Regions from separate parts of the Mus musculus genome. Here all the other regions are linked to region 3. Evidence: chromatin loops called from intact Hi-C (ENCODE). Cell type or tissue: left cerebral cortex. All regions are shown on one strand.

Region 1 (8,000 bases), 65 kb after region 3:
ACACATAGGCCTTAGCACGTGGGAGGTAGAGAATGAAGGACTATGAATTCTAAGTAAGCTTTTGTTATATATCATGTTATAAGCTAGCATGGGCTATACATGAGATCTTGTCTCAAAACCAAAACCAAAATTTTCTGAGTGATCTTAACATGAAACCAGAGCTAACTGGCTTGGCTTCAAGGGAGCCTTACAGATGGATCCTAGACACATGTCCCACACTGATGCTGAATGCTCAGTAAGGACTCCACCACAGCTCTCTAATGTAGTATGAAGTGATGACTCAGAGACTTCAGAGCTAGGCCTGCCAGTGGATCCTGTCTATGGCCTTCAACGCTGAGAAAGCTGAAGCTGAGTGGTAACTCCCAGGGCCTTTGGACAACATGACAGGACCACTGCCTGGACAACACAACAGGACCACTGCCTCAAAAGAAGTATTACAACTTAATTTTTAAAAACCATTTATTTGTTTTGCATGTGCTGTGTGAGGGCCTGTGTGAGTGTCTGTGGAAGCCCAAGGACAGTCTGCAGGGCTCTGTTTCTCTCAGAATAGAATAGGCCTAGACTAGCCTCAGATCATCAGGCTTAGCAACAAGCACCATTGCACAATCCTGACAGTCAAGAAAATAATTTAAAGAGAATATTAAATCAGACTTCAAACCTTAGTGACGAGTGTTTCTAGCACTGCCCTGGCTGAGAGGAATCTTCCCATGGAGAAAGCACTTGCCTAGAATCAGGTTCTTCACTAGCTTCTGCTCATCCTCCCTTTTGTACTCCAGCATTCCTTGGAAATCCTTTTCTTTCCGGGGAATGTTGACTGGCCGGATAGGCTCATCGATGATCTGTCCTGGAGATATGTTCTCCATCTGCCCCACTTCAGGAGAAATAAAAAAGGGAGAGAAATGTTCTTCAGGAGGAAAAGGGCTCCATGCTCTTGTAAAGCAAGCAGACTCTATAAGAACCGAGGCTCCTCATCTCTGCCATTTAGCTTCCCACTCCCATTTAAGATGTTTTTCCCTGCTCAAACTGGGTAAATAGCAACATTAAAGGGTAATTTTGCTCTGACAGCTTTAGAGCCTGATACACAGGTAGTAACATCAAAAAGCTACCCAAAACCTGGCAAGGGGTTATGTTTTGTGTCAGATTTACTTTGAAAGTATCCACAGCATCACAGAAAAGTCCCCACATATACCACTTAACATATTTGCTAACAAAAAGTAGTTAAACTCATGATTAGCTAATTTTCAGACAATTTCTTACAAGTAGAAAAATTCTGGAAAGACGGATCTAGAGCAGAGAAATCAGAAGGCCAAGGTTCTAGATCTACTATCTAACAGGTAGGGTATTGAAGGTTGAGGTTCTAGACCTACTATGTAATAGGCAGGGTGTTGAAAGCTGTGGTTCTAGAGCTACACTATCTAACAGGCAGGGTGTTGAAGACTCAGGCTCTAGACCTACTATGTAACAGTCAAGGTGTTGAAGGCACAGGTTCTAGACCTACTATTTAACAGGCAGGATATTGAAGGCTCAGGCTCTAGACCTACTATGTAACAGTCAAGATGTTGAAGGCTCAGGTTCTAGACCTACTATCTAACAGGCAGGGTATTGGGTAAATAACTTATAGTTCTAGGGTTTTGTTTTGTTTTGTTTTGTTTTTTAAATCAAAAAAGTTCCTGGCTTCTAGGATACTTTCAGGTCTGACTTTTTTTTTTTAAATGAAAATCAAGATATAACACCTACTCCTGGATTAAAATAGAGCACCATGAAGACCAGATTTTGAAACACTCTCTACTTAGCTGCATAATTTCTATTTTCCATTTTTTTCTCTTAAAAAGTGTTTTATAAAAAGTGTCCTCAATTAAATATAGTCCACAGGAAAGGCAAGAATCTTGCTATTTCAATTTAAGGCTAAAGGGTTTAAATGTTTTAACACATTAAAAAACATTAATATGCATTAATAAACTTTTATTAGATGGTGCTTTGTTGCACAAAGACTGGTATTTTTCTATAGAACACAGACCCAGAGAGAAAGAGATGAGTGTCAGAAGAGTGTGTCACGTTTATTCACTACTTTGGCAGGGTGTAGACAATGGACACCTAGGGAGGTACCCTAGGCATATGAGCCTATTTCATTTTAGCTAGATGCAAATAATTTAACTCAAAATATAAATTTTCTTAAGAATAAATATGACTTTTTCTTATTTAATCCATGAGCTTCTAGCATAAATACTATTTTTTGCTTGGCTATCAGGACAGTTTAGCTGAAAAGTTTGATTTCTAATTGATAATAGCCCAATAGCATCTTGAAATATCTTCTCTCTTTAATTACATTTCAAAGCATACCATTTAAGAAACTGATTTCAAATGTGAGATAAAAACGGTTTTTATATTTATTCACATTCATTAATGTTGGCAAAGAGCCACTAATTTAATAACCTTACAGGTTAATACCCTTATAGCAGAGTTTTTACAAATACTCTCCTGTCTTGCCATGGCGTCAGTTCAGTGTAGAAAGTTCTCTGTAAAAAAGAACCTGGATTTCTAAGTACTGCTGATAAACATTATAGCTCATATATATAAACCTGGGGTTTGAAGCTTTTTCTTCTTGTATTTGTATGCATGGAATATATGCATGTTCATGTAAGCATGTAGGTCGATGCACATGTGTGTATGTGAAGGCTCAAGGTTATATTGGGTATCTTTCTTCATTTATCTCTACCTCATGTGTTGAGAGGTAGAGTCTCTCCCTGAACACAGAGCTTGTTGTTTCAGCTTGTCCAGCTAGACAGTTTGTGGGAAATCACCTGTCCCTGGCACTTTAAACCTAGGATTGCAGGCAGTGGTCATGCCTGACAGCAGCTTATGCAGGATTTTGGGATCCAGTCCTCACAGTTTTATAGCAAGTGCTTTATACACCAAGGCAGCTCCCCAGCCCCTGGAGTTTCACAAGTTTTAATGTAATATATGAATAATGTAATGTTAATGGTCTATACAAAATATGTGGTTATAAAGTAATTGTTCTGATATCTAAACAAACATTTCAGTATTTGCATATTAATGAGAGTAATAACCTCTTTGACATTAACATCTGTGGCACTATATGCTCTAAATATTTTTAAAACTTATTTATTCAGTCAAGAATAGAAGGGTTATCAAAGGTCAGAAACTATGTTCATTGTTGTAACTGTGAAAAATAAGAGGTGATTTCCATGCCCAGAAAGCTCTTAGTCAAGCATAGAAACCAGTAATTCAAACAGAAAAACTGCCAAAAATTTAAGAGTGAAAAACCATAGAAAGTATGAACCAAATACAGAAAGCAGGTCCTGAGGTTGGTGGTGCGATCAGGATGCTTCTGAGGATGTGACAAGTGCCTTTAGTTCCACAGAATGAGCAGGGCTTGACTGGGACTGCCAGACAGACGGAAGAACAGTTATGACTCAGTGTGATGGAGTGGTGGGCTCTTTCTATCCTTTGTGCCACATGAGAGTCACAAAGATGACAAGTAGAGAATATGATAGATGGCCAGGATGAGCACATCATTTGTGGTTAAAATGGCTTAAAGGGAATTTTATCTTTGAAGTTCTGTTCCTCAGGTGCCTTGAGATGTGAGAGGGTGGCTGGAATGAACTCAGTGGTTGCTTTGGTCTCACTCACAGCTGGATCTCAAGCACCTGCAACTGCACCAGCACCTAGGCACACGCAATAAAACTTGCTGGATGATCAGACTAACTCACAGGACAACAGCAGTATGCTTCCATGGATTTTTTTCTCAAGGAGCATACCTTTTTTATATAGAAATGATTTTAAAAATCATGTTTCTTTATAATTATAATTCATATTTCCTGATTAATTTCTTTTTTTTTATTAGGTCGTGAGTTCTTTGAGGATACTCTACCACATTCCCTTTTGTAGCTCTAGTGGTAACAATTAGATTGTGTGTAGCAGGTATGTTGCTATTGCAGATGTGCCGCCCACATTAACTCATTCAGTTCTTAGAGACCATGTTTGAGAGGCACCATTATCATTCCCAGTGAGGATGTGGGAAAACTGAGGCATGGAGAGGCTCAGCACCACGCACATATTCTGAGCCTAGTAGGTAGGAGAGAGGCACAGGACTTGAATCAAGAAGCTGGCTCTAGAATCCTTGCTCTTAAGCACATGCTGTACTGACTAGGGCAGACTCTGGCATGTGTTAGCTGTTTGTTGAATGAATTTTCTCCCTTTGTAACTTACTGTTATGTTACTAGGAAAATTATTCCCATACATAGAAGAATTTTTCATTCCGCAGAGGTTAAGATTGTCAAAAGTAATTTTGATTATTTTCTCTAAAAACTCACCTGTAACTCTCTACCAGGTCACTAGCAATGGACATAAAATTTGACAAATGCTGTTAAAAAATGTTTAAGTACCTTCTAGTTCACCAATTTTTTTGGCAAAGACTTTCAGTTGTTTCTTCAGTTTCCGGACAGTTTTATCCTGCTTTTCAAGTTGTTCCATCAGATCCTAGGATCAAAATGAGAATTATGTCAGAAAGATGAGAACAGGCTCAGCACAGGCACAAAGGGCGCACAGATGGAATCACAGCAACACACTGTTAGTTTCACATAAAAGCTGCAGGTGGAGCCACCGCCTGGCTCAAACTGGCAGACAAAGGAGGTGCAGCTCCGGTGATGGCAAGGCTTTGACACTGCGGTGAGTGAAGGCAAGGCTGACACTGCAGTGAGCTCCTTACAGCTACAGCCTACAGCGTGATGGAAGCCTCCCAGCAGGCTCCTATGGAAACATCTCAGACTCACTGTCACTTGTGAGGGGGACTGGGCAAAGATGAGCTCTGATGAGTGCATACAAGGTCTGTGAGAGCTGAGGACAGCTGCACTTAGGAAAAGACTGACCCTCCGTGAGTAAAGCACAGCTATGCGTTACCTGTTCTAAACTCAGCCTTAACGCCTACGAAACATGAAGAAGTTGGGGAAACTAAAAGTAAGCTGAGCCAGGTGTTCTGGCATACACCATTAATTCAAGTACTCAGAAGGCAGTAGTGGGTGGATCTCTGTGAGTTCAAGGCCAGCCAGAGTTACATATAGAGACTGCCTTAAAAAAACAAGCCAAACAAAACCAAATCAAACAACAAAAAAGTAATAACAACAAAAGGATAAAGAACTTTCTGCTACATAGCATGAAGGTACATGACTATAACCCAAGTACCAGGAAGTCAGAGAGAATTCAAGGCCCGCCTGGGTTGTAGTGAAAGCTTGCCTCGGGGTGGGAGTGGGGTTCTGCTGGCATAAGACCCAAATGCCAGGTAATAAAAGATACCCACAAATCTTGCACAATATATATATTTAAAAAAAATGAAGTTTGAGTGCCTAATGTAAAATGTGAAAAAGAGAGAAAGAAAACCTGTGTTTTTAAATGGAAGGTAAGATACTGGCTTTATTTAGTAAAGAATTCTCTCCAAGGACAGGCAGTTAGATACTCAGGAAGAGGGAAGTGGGCATGACCAGACTAAGAAAGCTTCGAAAGGTCAGACATGAGTCAGTGGAGCTGGCTGGGGGTTGCCACTGAGTCTTAGAGAAGAACAGCATTTGATAATGCTGATTCATTCTCTAGCTTGCTCAGAACTGGGCTCAGACATCTGACTAGTGATTCTGAGGAAACAGCTGCTCACATTCCCAGTGCTGGGTTATGCTTCCTGAATTTGACTCTATCTTTGAAATCAATTGCTTCCATCACACTGTAAGCCTTGGGTTAACAACAAACCAAACACAGTGGACACGGGACACCAAAAGATAGCTGGCTAAAGATAGCTGTGGGGGGTGGGGGGAAGAGATTTTGTGAATATTTTTGAAGAGACCTCCTGGGCAGTGACAGACAGCAGTGTGCTCTTCAGTTAGAGAAGGCTAGAAGTAGCAGAGGACAACAGAAAAGCACTGTGTTTTACATACAATCATCCTTTTGTAAAGTGAAATCCGATAGGATTGATACTTCTTAGGGTCATCTGCATATAATTCCTCAAAATACTGAAAAAACAGGTACAATGGATATTTGTTTCTTGTGTCTTTGAGCAAGTGCTACCTCTCAGCAAAATTAACTTAAAAATACTTTAAAACACATGTAACGAAACTATATCTACTCACAGGTTCCAATTTGCCACCTGCTATTACCATGTATAGATGAGTCTCTATTTCACATGAACAGTGGAAATAGGTGATGGCCAGGATGTTGTCACTAGAACAGGGAACCATAGTGACCAGAGAAGGCTGACGTTTCAGTTCCCAGCATTTTACTGCTCCCTCACATGTGACTCTCTCAAGCTGCTGCTTGTCCAGTCACTATCAGAGCAGCAAGGGCAAGGAAGGCAATGACATAAAAAGGCAGGAAGGAGCACTGCTAGCACCCCGGTCCTGTTTGCAACTTGTGGAGCTGGTGAGAGGCAGCATGGGGAGACCTGTGAAGCCTGTGCACCTGAGGAGTAAGAAAGCCATTCCTATGTGTGCTGGTGTGTGTTCAGTGTGTGTGCGTGTGTGTTCATGTGCAGCAAAACTTCAGAAGCACTAAGCCCAGACGTGCTTACCTTAATATTCTGCTCAAGTGAATCCTAACAAATGTGTAATTAAAACTGAGAAAGAATATCCTTTCATACACTTGACTTTGATAATATTCTTCAAATTAGCAGTCAGTGTAACGAATGGCACAAGCAGATGATCTGCAAAGGATAGCCTAAAACAAACTAACCAGAGACTTCTATTTTGAGTGTAAGGTTTGTTCATTTCTGAGTTAGATACAAAATACTGATAGTACAGAAGAGTTATAAGGGTGAGCAACACTTGATTAACTTAGTGAACAAATTTAGAATCTGCCACCCAGAAACAAACCCATTTCACACACTGTCAGCATTTTAAGGCAATCACTCAGAAGCAAAGAATCTGTACACTGATCAGTCAGTATTATTCCACATATTTATCAATTAATCATCAACAGCATTGTTAGTCATATCAGCAAAGAGAGTAAAACATAACTTTTGAAGAACATTTTCTGACTCAGAAGCCGTCCCTATCAAGGTGCAGTTGCTCTGAAAGAGCACAGGCACCGTCCTTGCTCCTCCCCAACTCCTACCACGGAGCTTCATACACACAGTAGACTGGAAAGAAAACACTTTTTCCAATCTAGGTAAAATATGGGTGAACATATGGTGGTAGAGAACTATCTGTACTCTCAGTTATCACTAATGGAATTAGACCTTCAGAGAAATTCAGACACGTCTTACTGTGGATCTTAAAAGGTATTACTTTTTCATCTGTCACTAGAGAACAGATTTTATGCAAAAATGAATAATTATAATCTTTAACTGACTTTTATGCAATAAGTATATCTGTAAAATTTACATAGATGTAAATGTGATAAAGAAAAATATAGAAGATATTTTATTTTGGTTAAAAAAAATGGAAGGAATAAGAAAAAAGAAGGTCTTAGAGAGTCTGTGTGAGCATTCAGAATCTGGAAGGGGAACAGCAAAATCACCTTCCTCTTTACCATACAGGCTCTGCTTAAAACGAGAGAATGTGCCAAGTTCAATTCTAGTCCCTCTGCCCCGTTTTAGAAGCTCTGTATCCAGTGACAACACATAGCTCCTGCTTGACTCAACCAAGAATCTTCCCTGGCTTGTCGGCTAGACAGGCTGGAAGGCCTCCTCCCTGGATGCCTGAGATCAGAGGAAAATGGTCTGTAGCTGTGTCTCCCTGCCACTCAAAGCCTAGCAGGTAGTCAGGTTACTCTCTTCCGGAGACTCCAGGCCAGACCAGACACTCCATGTGAGGTCTGAGGGGCTCAACTGCTCAAGAGACTGCTATGAGAAATAGTCGGTACGATTTTATTATTTTGATTCATTTCTACCAACACATTCATATTTTCCTTTCTATTAGGGACAGCAGAGTATCTTTCCCAAAAAGAAAAGGCTGTGCTTTTTCTAAAAGAACATACAGCAGAGGGTCACTGCCCCTCTC
Region 2 (8,000 bases), 350 kb after region 3:
ATTCCCACCCTCAGCTGACCACAGTTTTCCCGTGCCCCGATGTTCTGCTTTTGGGACTCAGCTCACATTTTACCTGTATCCCCGAGAAATTTCCCGTACCTTCTACCAGCCCAGTGATCCCAAGAAGTCAGATTCCATGGCAGGTCCTGTTTCGTATCCTGGGCCCTGCTGCCTCAGGTACTCTGTGAGCATTTTCTTGCTCTAGCTTTACCCTGTGCTGTCTTCCTGAGCAACCTTCCCCAGCGGGCTCTGTCTTTCCTTACGCCCTTAGACCTGTACAAATGCTATTTGTTACCACTCAGGCTTTCCAAGAACCAGGGACCAACTGTTCCTGAGAAAGCCGTGAAAACAGAGGTCGACTCTCACAATGCCTCTCACACAGCCCATAAGGCAATGCCAGCTGCAGTGTGTGTCGCCTTCACGTTTAACAACCAGACATCTGTTGCTTGTCAACATTGCGTCAAACAAGACCACGGGGTAGGCTGTGGTTACTAAGTGGTCTAAGTGTGTTTCAACAACAAAATGATTCCGTCTCAGGCCTGATTTAGAAAGTCTCTGAAGAGGTGAAGAAAGCACCTTCCATTCTGAAGGAAATGATCTCATGGATGAGGCGGATAATCCTGAATTATTCACCAGCCCTGATCTTCCTGAGACACAGCAGAGGGGACAGAAACTAAAGTTCTCGTCTCACCCGGAAAGGAAAGCACACAGCCACCTGTTGTGACTCACACGGGCTGTCTGGCAATGGTTTCCAGGTTTACTTCCAATTAAGAAGCCGCACAGAAGGACGGAGATTGTCTAGTTGAGCCTGGAGGGCAACAGGTGTTCAGACCTTGCAGTCGCTCCCAGGATGGCGACTTGGTCTGAAGATGAATTCTGATTTTTTAAAAGTGCTAAGACCAGGGGCTGGGGGTGGAGCTCAGTTGGTAGCGCCTCGCCTGCACAAAACCCTTGGCTCAATCAATTCTCAGTGCGGCCTAACCAGGGGTGGTGATACCTGGTTAGAATCCCAGCCCTTGAGAGGTAAAGGCAGGTGGATTCCAAAGTTCAAGGTTACCCTTGACTACACAGAGAGTTCAAGTCAGCCTCCATAAGATACTCCCTCTCTTTCATATATATATATATATATATATATATATTGGTTGTGAGTCAATATACTATGTATATATTATATGATATATATTTTATATAGTAATGATATTTAAAATTGTATATAAATATTGCATAAACTTTAAAATAAAAGCCAAAGTAGCTGAACTCTGTTATGGGTTCTGACAAATGAGTCACTTCATGCTGTTGAAGGAATGAACAGGGGACCTAAGTGACAGATTCAAAGGTTCAGTAGCCATGTAGCCTCTGGTCATAGGAGTCCTATGACTTTGGGCTGCATTTCTAACAAGCTATCAGATAAAACACAGCTGGGGAGAAGGCTGAGTAGGCAGGAAGCCGGGGGAGTGGGCAGACAGGAATGGAGTCATAAAGAAGGCAGCCAGCCTGTGGCTGAGAGGACTTGGGAATCTGGAAACAGCTCTCCTCCCCTCCAGCCTGAGGGGCTTCCTGGAGGGTACTGAGAATGGACAGACACTAGCTCTCATACAGAAGCCAGCCCTCAGCTTGTCCCGTCTGAAAGATTTCTGAGGGCTCAGCTTGTTCTTAGACCAGTGGTGAACTCCAAACATAATTCATTGCTGAAAAAATATGACTCTTTTGTTTGTTTTCCAAGACAGGGTTTCTCTGTGCGGTAGCCACAGCTTGGCCTTGAATCCCCAGAGATCCGCTTGCCTCTGTTTCCTGAGTGCTGGGATTAAAGGTGTGTACCATCACGCCCGGCTTGATTTAGACTCTTGAATAGGGTGTTTTCTGAAAGGCCTTTAACAGGCAGAGTGTGGTGGCACAGGCCTGAAACTTCAGCTAGGGGAGAGGTGGAGGCAGAAGGAGTTAAGATCTCAGGGCAGCAGCCAGGGCTACATCGAAAGAGCCAGGGCCTGGACTGGCAGAGCAGTTAGGTTCCCAACACCCAAGCCACATGGCTCACAGCCATGTTAACTCCAGCTCCAGGGGATCCAATGATCTCTTCTGGTCTCTGTTGGCATCTGCATGCCACACACACACACACACACACACACACACACACACACACACAGAGAGAGAGAGAGAGAGAGAGAGAGAGGGAGAGAAAGAGAGCACTGCGAGTTAAAAGGTCATATCATGTTGTAATCAGAATTAGTTTTATGATTATTTCTTTTGAACCAAAGCCATTCCCTGCTTTTCTCTTAAGGGTAAATACAATGACCACTAACTGGGAAGAAACTAGCATGATGTCCTAGTCCCGCACACAGGCTGAGGGAGGTTTGTGGAGATAGCATACTTGCTTGATATTTTTGTACCAAATCTGAGGGTGGTGGGTCACACCTACAATCCCAGCTACTCTGGAGGCTAGGGCTGGGAAGAGCATCTTAGTTCAGGAGTTCAAGGCCAGCCTAGGCAACACAGTGAGACCCTGTCTCAAAGGAAAAAGACAATGTTAAGTCATTATTCTTTCACTTTCTGTGGTTTGTTTGTTTTTAGATTTATTTATTTTATGTATGTGAGTACACCGTAGCTGTCTTCAGACACACCAGAAGAGGGCATCAGATCCCATTACAGATGGTTGTGAGCTACCATGTGGTTGCTGGGAATTGAACTCAGGACCTCTAGAAGAGCAGCCAGTGAGTGCTCTTAACCACTGAGCCATGTCTCTGGACCAACACTCTCTGTTTTTTGAGACAAGGTCTCATGTAGGCCAGGCTGGCCTCCAGTTCACTATGTAGCCAAGACTGGCCTTGAATTCCTGGTCCTCCTGCCTCCATCTCCTAAATGCTAGGATTATAGGCTTGTGCCACCCTGCCCCGATTCTTCACTCTGCCTTGGGAAGAAAAACCACCCTCCCCCAATTTCCAGAGATCATTTGTGTGTAGTACACCTGCTTCCGAATACGCCCATTGTACTGCAATGGGATCAATTTCCTGTTGAATTGGTTTGTCCCAGACACGTGCCAGCCAGCCTTATGACTAATGCACACCTTAAGAAGCCCTAAATAGCTGACCTGCCATTCTGGTTTTTGGTAATAGGCCTATATATATCTGGTATCTCTTCCTCATCGAGCTGAGGCAGCTGATATGGAGGTAACTTTCCTGTTCCTTTCCTACAGGGACATGAATGAGGTTAGCTGCCCCAACTCTACTTCTGTGTCAGAAACAAGTTAAAGGAAGTATCTCCAGGACTCCCAGGGGGCTGAGGATATAATAGCTCAATTGGTAGAGTATTTGCCAGCTTGCACAAAACCTCGGGTTTAGTCTCTAGAGGTGAAGGCAGGAAGGTCAATGCCATTCTTGGTCAGTTAGTGAGTTCAAGGCCAGCTTGGTTGAGAAGAGACCATTTCCTAAAACACACACACACACACACACACACACACACACACACACACACACACACACACACAGAGAGAGAGAGAGAGAGAGAGAGAGAGAGTGAGTCAGAGAGAAAGAGAGAGAGACAGAGAGACAGAGGTGTAGCAATTTTAGAGGCCAGGAGAGGGCACCGAACCCTCTGAAGCTGGAGCCACAGGAGGTTGTGAGCACCCAGATGTGGGGGAAAGAAACTGAACCCCTTTGGAAGACCAGCAAGTGCTCTTAACTCCTGAGCCATCTCTCCAGCCCTTTCGGCGGATTCTTTGAGACGAGGCTGTTCACCAAACCTGGAGCTCACGGATAGGCTGAAGTAGGTGGTTAGCAAGCAAGCCCCCAAAGAGCCTACTCTTTCTGCTTGGCCAGCCCTGGGATTTATACGCATGGGCCACCTCGTTGGCTTTTTGTGAGAGATCCAAACGCAGGTCCTCATGCTGGCAGGACAAGCACCTTGCTCACAGTCACCCCCAAGGTCACAAGCAAAGATGTTCTACAGGCGTTCAGGCACACGCACAGCGCCTGCCCGCCCGCCCGCTGGCATTGCCCTTGCCTTTTAGCTGACGTGAGTACGTCCCAAGTGTCCCTGCACCTGCCTCCACCCCCTTTATTTATTTGTTTGCTTTCGAAGCTTCGTTTGGTCGGAAGATCCTTGTGCTTGGGGACTCCGGCATTGCCCGGTTCCCTGCTCACCCTGCAGCACTCAGAGGCTGGCTGGGCTCCAGGATGAGTCAGAGGCTCGTGCCCCACACACTGGAAAACAAAGGGGGTTTCCAGCCTTTGTATTCCAAGGTGCTGAGCTTCGGTGGCGTGAGCAGGTCACTAAGGTGATGTGTATTAGATACAAGCTCACAGAACAGAGTGTTTGCTCCCTAAAACCTGGGCAAATGTTTCCAACTGGGTTCATAATAAGCTTCAGGTTCAATTAGAGGCTATTGAGGCCATGTGTGTGGCTCAGTGGCAGAGCGTGTGCTCAGCGTGTACACGGTCCTGGGTTTTGTCCCCAGCACCACCCAAAGAGGAAAGGCATTCATAGCTGTTGAAGACCTGGAGAATCCGGCCTCACCTATCTTTGTTCTCTCCCATCTGGATCTGTCACAGGTTTGTGGTCACCAGAAAGGTTGGCCCAGGAGCATACTAAGAGTAGAGTTAAGGCTGAGGGTCAAAAAGTAGACCCTAAGGCTGGGGCTGTAGCTCACAGCAGACTAGTATCTTAGCATGTGTTTCAATCTCCAGTACTAAAAAAAAAAAAAAAAAGGTTCATGAGCACACCTCCTAACACAGGCACACATACACAAATACACACACACACACACACACACACAGAGACACTCAAGCAGACACACACACAAAAGCAGACACACACAGACAAATACACACACAAAAGCAGACACACACAGACAAATACACACACACAAGCAGGTACACACAGAGACACACAAGCAGACAGACACACAAATATCTACACAGACACACACATACAGACACACACATACACACAAGCAGTTCCAAGAAGACAGAAACATAGACACAAGTAGGCAGACACACACATAAGTAGATAGTCACACACACACAAACAGACTGACAGACAGGTAAGTAGGCAGATATAGATACACACACAGACACATAGATATAAGCAGACACAAGTAGATGGACACACATACACAACAGACTGACAGGCAGGCAGACAGGCAAGCAGGCATGACACACATACACACACACACACACACACACACACACACACACAGAGAGAGAAAGAGAGAGAGCTGAGTCAAAGAAAAAGCAGGAGGACACTTGGTGATGGCTTTAAATATCCTGGTAGCTTTTGTATAGATTTCTCCCAAATTGCCATATTCTACACACAGTTACAAGTAGCCCCCTCTCTGTGTGACACAGAGTGGGATCTGTGTTTCCCAGGAGGAAGATGAATGTAGTCTCACTGAGCAGTATATGCATGCGTGACACTCTATGTGACTTAGGTGTTCATCATTTACAGAAGTCAACTCTTCTGTGTAGCACTTTTTCTTAGAGTGGCTGAGGATGAGGCTTCGTCACTAGAAACCAGGAGTAACAAGCACACCTGTAATCCTAGCTCTCAGGAGGTGGAGGCAGGAGGATCAGACATTCAAGTTCAACCTTGGCTGTATGGTGAGTTTCCCCAGCGTGGGGTAATAAGATCCTGTCTAAAAGCTTAAAATCCTAACACCTCAGAATATTTAATCTGGATACGGAGATACAACTTCCAGCTTGCAGAAAATCAGTAGAAAAAGTGCTGGACACAACCAAGTGACCTGGCATCCTTTGGGACAGGTGACCCCGTCTTCAAGGAGTCAGAACATGACTAAGAGGAGTTTAGTGGCTTGAGAAAGACATGAAGGTTTCAGGTCTATAAAAAGCAGGCACATTGTATGGTCTTATACTGGATACTACTTCCCACAATCTCACTATAAAGAGCATTTTTAGGGACAATTTGGGAAATTTTAACATTTACTGCAAATTATATAGTATCGAGGATATAAATGCACAAGTTAATTTGGTTAACTATGAAAGATGTTATTTCGACTCCAGAAACGTGTTTTTATTTTTATTTTTTAAAATGTGAACCGAGTTTAAAAACCAACTTTCTCTCCCTTTCCCTGGAATTTTCAGCCTTTAAAAGGAAGGCGACAAGACCAGGGTACGCGTGGCTGTGCTGCAGTTTTATTCTTGTTCTGGCGACCTGAAAGCAGGTGTTAATAGTCACAAGTGGGGCCAGATTCATGGGGAGAAAAGAAGAGCAAACTAAAGTGTTTGTGGACGGACACACACACACACACACACACACACACACACACACAGCTCTCCTGTGCTGCCTCTGTGAGTGGCTGAGTTCTGCTCAGTCGGCTGGCTAGTGTAGGCAGGACCTGTGTTACAGGAGGCTTCTTGCACCACAGTCTGGAGAGGCCTCTGACCCACATCCTCTCACACTCACCGGAGCTATGGCAAGGCACTCTGCAGCAAGAGACAGGCACACCCTTGTTTGCATCATGTGTTCCAGGCCTCCCAAGTTCAGGGACCCACTTCAGAGGTAGCAGGAAGCTCTGTGTTAATATTATCAGAGGACTCACCCGAGGGTGGGAGGGCAGTTGAAGTCTCTCTCTAGAGTCTTTAGTTCCTCCAGCCACACAGACCTCAGAGCTATGCCTTTAACCCCTCCGGAGAGCCTCAGGAGGGAGAATGTATAAACTTGGCCTTGACTTCTTGGATTGTGCAGTTTGGAATAAACCTTGAGATTCACAGACAGTGGCCTTGGATGTTCTCAACAGGAACCAAGAAACTACGGATGAAGTCAACTCCAAAAAGCTCATCTGTGCTTGGCTGAGGTAGAGCACACCTGAAATCCTAGCACTCACTGTGAGGCTCAGGCAGGAAGAGGCAAAATTGGAAGCCATCTCGGGCTGCCTAGTTAAGTTCCATCTTAGCTTCCATAGTGAGACTGCCTCAAACAAAACCAATACAAGCGAAAAGAAATCCCCAATCTACCCTCACATCTCCTACGTTTGAGCCGCAGACCGTCTGGGTTCTGTTCACTCAGAGAGGACTGGGTGTCCCACACTGCTAGGAAGCAGGTGAGAAATAGCTGGGTATTCCAGTGTTGCTCTGGGAGCAGGCAGGGATGCCCCTCCACCAGTTAGCAGCAGGCTGTGGATTAGGAGTGGCAGAAAGGATGTCTTTAAATAGGTTTCCGTTTCTGTTTGTTTGGTTTGAGGCTTGGTGATGGAGGTCACTCTGGGAGAAGCTTGGGACATAGCAGAGACTTTGGGCTTACATTTCGGCACCATCGCCCTTCCACTTCCATGAAGGGAAAGAACAAGGTTGGCTGGGCAGGGTAGAAAAAAAAAATGAGAAACAGAAGGATCTCTGTGCAGGGAAGGCAACACCTGCAATATTATTAAAGTATACTTTAGGGCTGGCAGTGTTGCCCAGTGGTAGGAGCATTTGCTCAGCGTGTGCGAGGGGGGCCCTGGGTTCTGTTCTGAGCACCGATAGGAATGATAAACACACCTATGGCTTAGTCCTCCCTGGAGTTCAGCCCGGCTGGCACAACCCAGCTTGACGAGGACTCCTTGGCGCTCAGTGTTGGAAAGCATGTGTCCTAATAGCCACACACCTCCTTCATAGTTAAAGGGGTTCTTGCTTTGTGAGCAAAATGTGCCTATCCAAGGTCCTAGCTAGATTAAGGTTAAGTCCTTCAGTGGACACTTGGTAGCTTGCTTGCTTTTGGTGTGTGTGTCTGTGGTGAGCATTAAGACAGTGTTTTGCCATGCATCCCAGCCTAGCCTTGAACTCACAGCCAACCCCATCCCCCGCCCCCCGGGTCACTGTCCGATCTTAGGATACAGGTGTGTGTACCCTCGTACCCAGATAGCCTGGGTGTTTTAAACACATTGTTTGGCTTCCCAGGGCTCTGCAACTAACAAAGAGCTGAGCTCACCAGGGCAGGGTGCTGACTTGAACAACTTCATGCTGAAGTGAGCAGATTTGGTTTGTGAGAAAATTGAATGAACCCATCCCAGG
Region 3 (8,000 bases):
GTTCCCTCAGAGAAAAGTCTGCTGAGCGATCAATTGCCTCAGTTTACCTGTTCTGTGGTGTTGGAGCTTCCGACACAAACCCACAGGCCTGCTCCAGTTCACAGGAGATACTTCTAGGACATATCCCTCCAGGAAGTATCTCCCAGATACTTGGTTTATAACCTGCTCTTCTCTTCTAGTCCTGCTCTTTTAGTTCTTCTCTTCTATCTTGCTATCTCACTAGTCGTGCATCCCCCCCCCCCCCCCGCATGTGCTATTTTCTTGCTGTCTATCCACTAGTCCCTCCTGCTGTTCTCCCTTCTCTCAGTGTTAGTCCTGGGCATGCCCAGTCTGCTTCCTTCTCTGCTCTGGACTCTTCCAGATGCTTCTGGACTTTTTCCCTCTTTTACCTGCAGTAAAACATCTTCCCCTAATGGATTACAGATGTGTGTCACCATGCCTGGTTTGTCTGAAGAGAGACTGAACGCAGGTCCTCATGCTTGTAAGCCAAACACCTTACTGACCAGTTGTCTTCCCAGCTCCCCTCAGTGGGACTTGAATCCAACCACACCAGAAGAGTTCTGACCTGGGTGTGGCACAGTGGTCAAGACGTCACTGTACCTTGTCAGCAAAATGTTGGATGATGAAGGATGAGTTTGACATTCTAGGCTTCTCGAATAACGAGTTCTTGTTGACAAAATTGTTATACAGCTTTTGAAGCCAGTTTTCATCGGTGCCATGAGGCAACTGGAAGAGAAAGCAAGGGAAATCTCAAGTATGGGAACGAGATGAAAGATGTCCAGAGGGAGGGAGGAAGCTGATTTGGGGGCACCAAGGTCATCTGCTGCCTCAGGGGGCCACTGCAAGTCAGAGGACCTTCTTCCTCTAGGCCTTCCTCCAGGTTGTTTCTCAACCTTCCTAATGTTTTGACCCTTTAATACAGTTATTCATGTTGTGGTAGCCGCTGATCATAAAATTACTTTTGTTGCTACTTTAAAACTGTAATTGTTCTTTTGTTATGAATTGTAGTGTAAACATTTGTGTTTTCCAATGGCTTTAGGCAACTCTTGTGAAAGGGTTGTTCAACTCCCCCCAAAGGCTCACACCCCACAGGTTGAGAACCACTGCTCTAAGCAATTCTAAACATTCATGTATCTTTGGCTTTATTAATCTTTATACATAGTTATTTTTTTATTATGAACAAATATATGAAGTATTTATCACAGTAGTTAAATGGCTATACCATTGTCAATGCTTGGGATTGAAGACTTGCATAAACTAGAATAGGCAGTATTTTATTCTTCTTCTCACAGGAGCTTCAAAGTTCAAGGAAAGAGGAATGGGATGGGAGCCTGACTCCATTCCCAGCAGAACAGGAAGGACAACACCAGGTTTGTGTCTTCCCTACCCCCATCTCAGGGAAAATAGATTTTATTTGGTTTTTCTGCCTCCCATAACCAAGGTCATACTTCCTCCAGCTAAGCTCCTTGAAAAACCTGTTTCTAATGCTGGCATTTAAACACCACTAGTTAAACTCAACCCAAACAGAGTGAGTCCCATACTCCACTGTGGCTCAGTGACTTCCAGGTCACCTACAGGACTTACAAAGATGTGAAGTCTACCTTAACCTCAATACTCCTGCCTCTAGAACATTCTAGAACACTGGCTTGATGCCTGCAAGAGTTGGTGCATAGGTGGTGCTGGAAAAGGTGATCAGGAAGAACCATGGAACCGAGAATTCCAGGAAGGACCCAAAGAGAATTGGCAGTTTTATTGTGTATAAAAATGAGGACGTGATGTGCTCCAAGGTGTGGTTGAGGGGAAGGTTTTTATTGTAGATATGAGGTAAGAGCGGAGCCAGAGGCATCTAGAAGAGTCACAGCAGAGACAGAAAGTAGTAGAATATGGCCAGCAGAGTGAAGCAGGCCGAGAAAAGAGAGAGGGAGAGGGAGAGGGAGAGGGAGAGGGAGAGGGAGAGGGAGAGGGAGAGGGAGAGGGAGAGAGAGAGGGAGAGGGAGAGGGAGAGGGAGAGGGAGAGGGAGAGGGAGAGGGAGAGGGAGAGGGAGAGGGAGAGGGAGAGGGAGAGGGAGAGGGAGGGAGGAGAAAGAGAAAGGAAGAGAAGAGAGGACCAAAAGAGAGGGGCAAGAGAGGGCAAGAGAGAGGGAGTCAAGAGCTGAAATGGATTGAGAAGCTGGGGAAGGGAAGCCCTTGAGCTGGAGGCGGTTTGGATAGGGGGGTGGGGGTGGGAGTGAGAGGGTGGGGGGTGGGGAGTGAGGAGAGCTGAGAGGAGCCCACAGGGACTGAATGAACTTGGAGGACTGTATGCATTTTGGTATGCTAACAGGCGACACCATTAACTGTTTGGTTTCCTTTGGACCTGACATATTGTATCATTATTTTTAAGCAAATAAATCTTTGGGTGCTGAGGGGGAGGGGTGACTGCTCAAGTGTCTCCAAGCTACTGTTGCAAGCCCATTCATACTCTCCAGGGGATTATTTGTTCTTGGGGCATGGTGCTGGGTTGACCCACCTTTAAGTGACACTCCTCCCAAAGGGTACAAGTTAGCCAAACTCCTAGAGGTTCTCTGGAATCACATGGTGTTGACACTCCCTCCCCCTCTGGCTGACTCACACTAAACAGGGTGGAGCCATTCACTGCATGCCCTATACATCTGTCTGCATGCTGGCCTTGAAGATTACGTCACCCTGGGGGTTGTGCATGGTACCAGGACAAATGGCTAACTGAGGTGCCTGTTTGGCATTTCCAAGCCATCAGTTGCCCCCAGTCCCTGCTCACTAGTACCTGTTGCAGGGTCATCCTGGCTGGCATACCCGCCCCATACTCTCCATCTCTCCATCTCCGGAGTTTCACTGCCTTCCCCCAGCTGTTCTTTCCATATAATCCAGCCCTTTTGGCTACATGGCCTTTTGGTCTCTCAGTTCTTGACTCCTCTCTGCCCCTACTTCTTTTCCTCTCTTGCCCCATCTCTCCTCTCATGTCCCAGTTCAGTCTGGACCCTTCTGGATGCCTCTGGTTGTTCTTTCCCTTATATCTTCTGTTAACATTTCAAATCCCAGACAAACGGCTGGGGTGCCTATTTAACATAGCAAAGAAGACCTGGCTGCTAGGTTCACTCTGCATCCCTCAGTCCCTACCTGTTCCAGGGCCCTCCTGGATGGCCGACCCTGCCCCCTACCCTAGGAGGATGGGTTGCCCTTATCTATATAATCTAACCATTTTGGTTACCTGCTCTCTTTGTACCTTTGGGGCCTCCTGGCTTGCAGTACCTGGTTCCCCTGCTCGCCCCTCTCTCTTCCCCTACCCCGCTCCTTACACGGCCCAGCTCTGGGTCAGGTCCACTCTGGACTCTCCCAGATGTGCTTGCCTCTGGCTGTGCTCTCCCGCATATCTATAATAAATTCTCCCCTCTCCATACCCAGGAGCCTCCAGATTACCTTTTTCCCTATGTCTTTTATTCATTCACATGTAATAAACGTCCCCCTCCACCATTCGCAGGAGTGTCATGCCCCCAGGGTTCAGGGTCCACATGAGTGTCTCAGATTTAATATCCAACCAAATGAGTAAGACATCTGGTTTTTCATATACAACTCCAAAAGGACCGATTGGCGGTGTGTGCATCTGTAGCTACTCAGACGCTGAAAAAGAAGCCAGTTATTCTGACAGTTACCAAGCATTCTTCATCCAGCAACTCCAAAATGCCCATTTTTGCCTCGATCAGGTCAATAACAGGCTGGTTGTCATAGAAGTCTATCAGAGTCCAGGGGATGTCCTCTTTCATGTATTCCTCTTGCTCAAGTTTAAAGACGTGCTGGGGAGCCCAGAGATAAGGTGGACATTAGACAACGTCAAAGAGAGACATGAAGGGCTTGATACAAGCCTGGAAGGTGCAGATGAAGGTCCGCTCTGTGATCAGGAAGACCCTGGAACACTGCCCATCCCCCTCCCCAGGTCAAAGCCACTAAGAGGTCTCCAGTGGGTCTGGCTGTCACCCCGACACCATCCTGAGTGGATTCTCCATTTCCACTAGGTCAGGCCTGGACCAAAAAAGTGTCACCACCAACACAGCTGCCTGAGTCCCAGTGGCTGTGGGCCACTGCTGCTCTCTCTCTGGGGACAAAAGCAGCCTCCACAGCCTGGATCAGCCCAACCAGGGCAGGGCAGTCACAGAGGTTGTTGGCTATGTAGGCAGTGTGCAAAACCTATACTAGAATTCAGGGCTTCAAGGAGGCTCCTCCTGGAGGATGAAGGAAACAGGTGATAGATGGGGAGGAAAGTGTCACAAGTTGTTCCAAAACGGAAGTCAAAGATGGCGGTGCAGTTTCAAGATATAGCCACAGAGCGGCATAGCAACTCAATGTATAGCTCTAGCTATCAGGAACATTTTTTTTATCTATTAACCCAGGCATGCTTGGATTCCTGAATGAGGAACCAGAAAAGGCTCATGCCCAAGTCGTGCACGCAGAGGGCTGAGCATCGGCCCCAGGAAGACAAAAAGTCACCTACCAGGTTAAACTGCTGCTGTAGTTTTTCATTAGCGTAATTGATGCAGAACTGTTCAAAGCTGTTTACATCAAAGGTCTCAAAACTGAAACACAGTTGAACAAATTAAAATGAAAGCAAGCCCAGGACCTAATGCTCATTGTAACTAATGCATACGTGTGTGTGTGTGTGTGTGTGTGTGTGTGTGTGTGTGTGTGTGTGTGTGTTTAACGATTCCATAGCTTAAGAGGTTTGCTATGTTTTCGGCAAGTTTAAACTACTTCAAAGCTGCTTGCTGGTTCCTTCTAAGCTGGCAGTCAGTTGACAGACTACCCTTTTCCCCACTGGTTGTCTCCTGCATCGAATCTGACTGTACATGATTCCCTCCCCAAACCAGGCATTACAGTAGACCTGTCGCAAGCAAGCGGCACAATGATTAATCCATGTAACACTGGTGTCAGCATTACTGTCCTCCCTCTACAGGACAGAAAATGGCTGAGGGGTTGGCTCCATTTCTCAGGGCATAGCACTGAGCCTGATTGGCAGTAGCGCTTGAGCTTTCAATAGGAGAACACTCTCCTCTCTCTCTGACGACTCTGCCTTTCCCCAGGCTGGCTTTCAGAGTTCTTCAGCCCAGCAGGAAGCCACACACATCCCTGTCTGTCCTTTAGGCTTTAATAGCTGTCTCTAGGGTTACCCAGGCGACTGACTTGTAAACTCAAGAGCCTGGAGCAGTCAGACACAATACAAAGATGGGGGACTGGCTGGTTACTGCACAGCAGTGAGCCCCTTGGGGCCTGTGACAAACAGGATTGTCTTAAGGATCAGCCTCGCTTAGCTCTTGCCAGCTGTGGCTATACGTGGGCCTAGTCCAGGATTTCACATTAGCTGATTCTCACGAGGAGGCTGCAGTGTACATTTTACTACAGTGTACACTGACTCCTCTGGCGGTGGATGGGGGAGGGGGAGTGGGGACGAGCATCCTGTCCGGAGGAGGAAGCCTTTAGAAATGCCAGCCTTTGTGTGCCTCACTTCTCTTTGCTCTAACTCTGCCTCAGGTGGAGGGTTAATATAAGGTCATCGTTTCAGGAAGGGTCAGAGTCCAAGAGGCCATGGTGAGACCCAGGGGACAGTCAATGGTACCCAAAAGGCAGCTTGTATCCCCATCTTCCACCCTCCTCTTCATGCCCAAGGCTTTGTCCCTTGTGGCTCTGGTCCTATGGGGTCACTGCCCTGCCATAGGTTCCCGGACAGCTCCAGCTCCAGGGTGACTGTTCACCATTCTTTGTATCATTCACGCACCAGAAATGGAAGCCGGTTTGGACCTGGGAGGGACCAGGTCAGGGCCAAAAGGAGCAGGGTTTCCCACAGTAGGGCACACTGTCAAACAATGATCCTTTGTAGGTACTGTGAGCTGAAGTTTAAAACCCAGGGACCTATGGCTTAAGATGCTAGAGGCGCTGCTGTCTGTGACTGTGGTTTGCACCAAGACCAGGGCTTAAGGCTCAAGATGGCTTGGTGACTTTTTCCATCTAACTGTCCTGAGAGCCCTGCGGGAGAGGTCCTCAGTGGCTGAAAACGTGCCATTAGAGTGCTGGAGAGGCTAGCCCAGAGGTCTAACCTCAGGTCCAGACATTTTCAACCCTGGTCCAGAGAACATAAACACAGGATAGTCTGGGACATCAAAAATAAAAATTTTCCTTCACTTTGTACTTTGGACCTCAAAGCTCCCAGCTGCAGTTTTATCTGTGTTAAAGGATGCTAACTTTTCATAGCAGCCATTGTCATGTCCAGGTTAAGCTGAGCTCAGTTCCCTCAGAAGGTACAATACATGTTAGGACCCAGATTAACACAGAGGCCAGAGTGCTAGGAAGTGATTCACCCTGGGCCACAAAGATCTGCCACTTAGAGGGGAGCTATGAATTCATGCACCATTTTAATAACCGCTACGCAAGAGTATCATTTTCCAACTAGAAAATTTAATGGACTCTGAGAAGTTTTTAAAGGTGTAAACACTTTTATCATATAATAGGCTGCTTAGCTGCAAGACCCAAGTTCTTCATTACAGTGGTCTCAAACTCTGTGGATCTGAATTCCCTTTCCCATCCTAATACTCACGCACACACTCACACGAGCGCGCGCTCACACACACACACACACACACACACACACACACACACGAACACACGTACACTCATGTACACATGCGTGCACACAAGTGCACACATTATTTCTCTCACAGTAATCACCCTGACTTCTTTGCCTCCTTCACTAGTAAAATGACGTCCCAGAAGGCCTTCCATCACACAGTGCCTGGCAAGTAATTATTTGTTAGGTAAAAGTATAAACAAGTGGCTCTGTAGTTAACAGGGCGTACTGTTCATGCAGAGGGACAGAGTTCAGTTCCCAGTACCCATGTTGAGTGGCTCACAGTTGCCTGTAACTCCAGTGCCAGGAATAGGATACCCTCTGCTGGACTCTATGGGTACTACACCCACATAGGCACAAATGGACGTGTACACACATACATACACATATCTATAAAAATAAATCATTAAAAAAAAATGAAGAAATATATTCCTAAGCTAAGAAGTCCACCGTTTTTAAAGGCAAGTTCTGGAAGATACAGCAAACACTCCCCACCTCAATGTAAGATTTTTAAGCCAGGCTATTCTATTATTTTCCAATTTTATTCAATTTTTTACTGGTTACTCAAATTATTTCTTGGGATAAGATAAGGTAAATAATTTACTAGCCTAATCCAGTCCTGTATTAGTATTTTCAAACTGTTGCTAGGTTTTCTTGCGAGCCATGAGTAATCAGTTAAAATCTATATTAAACAGTCACTCCCTTCAGTATCTCCCCTCAACATCTGGAACAGGTATTGGAACAGCTGGCTCTCTACCTGGGTGAAAAGTTGATGGACTGTCCCTCCCTCCATGTGAAGGCCCAGTCCCCTCCCTCCATGTGGGGAAGAGCCCCTAACTGACGGAAAGCATCAAGTCTTTGCTGGGATAATCTTCCCAGTGTCCTGTGGAGAAGCCAGTGCAGTCCTAAGAGCCTGGCAGGAACAGGGACAGGAGAGGGGGGTTTCTGACAACTAGAAAGCCACCTGGTATCACCTCCATGCCAGCTTCCACCCTGCCTTCAGCAAGCACCTTCAACAGGAGCTGGACCCCGGATCAGAAAAGCAGGACAGGGCAGAGAGAAAGATGAAACCAAACTCCAAAGTGGCCCAAGCTTTGCGCTGTTTGAAGAAGGGGTGGGACAATTAAAGAAGGGGTGGGGCGACCCAAGCCCTTATCTCTCAGGAAAGGACAGGAACACAGGTGTGTGAGGGCAGGAGACAGCAGGCCAGGCAGACTGGGAGGACGCCAAGCAGCCATAACTGGCACTGCCCCTGGGGAACAGGAGGGTATGACAGGGCTCAGTACCTCAGGGACCTGTAGGGGACTGACATGGCTCACATCCCCCTGCCAAGGGACCTGCTGTGAACAGCTTAATTCTTCCAAGCTTTGGT

Evidence for each region. A loop is a pair of places that touch in the nucleus more often than their neighbours do. Peaks named below come from ENCODE experiments on the same cell type or tissue, not always from the same donor. Only the 100,000 strongest peaks of a DNase experiment are listed, where the experiment ranks them.
Region 1: it touches region 3 in a loop (2.5-fold over the local background); 7 of 42 quality-filtered maps call a loop at or near these places.
Region 2: it touches region 3 in a loop (3-fold over the local background); 13 of 42 quality-filtered maps call a loop at or near these places.

Annotation. Positions count from the first base shown.
Region 1 is chr9:75,194,143-75,202,142 of GRCm38, reverse strand. It overlaps Myo5a (myosin VA), which reads right to left. Exons shown (of 41, transcript NM_010864.2): 32 at 5,943-6,017; 33 at 4,407-4,500; 34 at 725-871. Among named protein-coding and RNA genes, the nearest start is that of Myo5c, 34 kb to the left of the region's middle. In left cerebral cortex, a CTCF peak has its summit at 4,618; DNase peaks (open chromatin) are centred at 4,707, 5,582, 7,100 and 7,643; H3K27ac peaks cover 7,597 bases.
Region 2 is chr9:74,905,590-74,913,589 of GRCm38, reverse strand. No RefSeq gene overlaps it. Among named protein-coding and RNA genes, the nearest start is that of Fam214a, 43 kb to the left of the region's middle. In left cerebral cortex, no CTCF peak of the experiment used is centred here; DNase peaks (open chromatin) are centred at 1,459 and 4,153.
Region 3 is chr9:75,258,794-75,266,793 of GRCm38, reverse strand. It overlaps Myo5c (myosin VC), which reads right to left. Exons shown (of 41, transcript NM_001081322.1): 11 at 4,505-4,586; 12 at 3,669-3,809; 13 at 601-726. Among named protein-coding and RNA genes, the nearest start is that of Gm33750, 25 kb to the right of the region's middle. In left cerebral cortex, CTCF peaks have their summits at 4,326 and 6,938 (motif pointing left); DNase peaks (open chromatin) are centred at 4,346, 5,164 and 5,344; H3K27ac peaks cover 1,653 bases.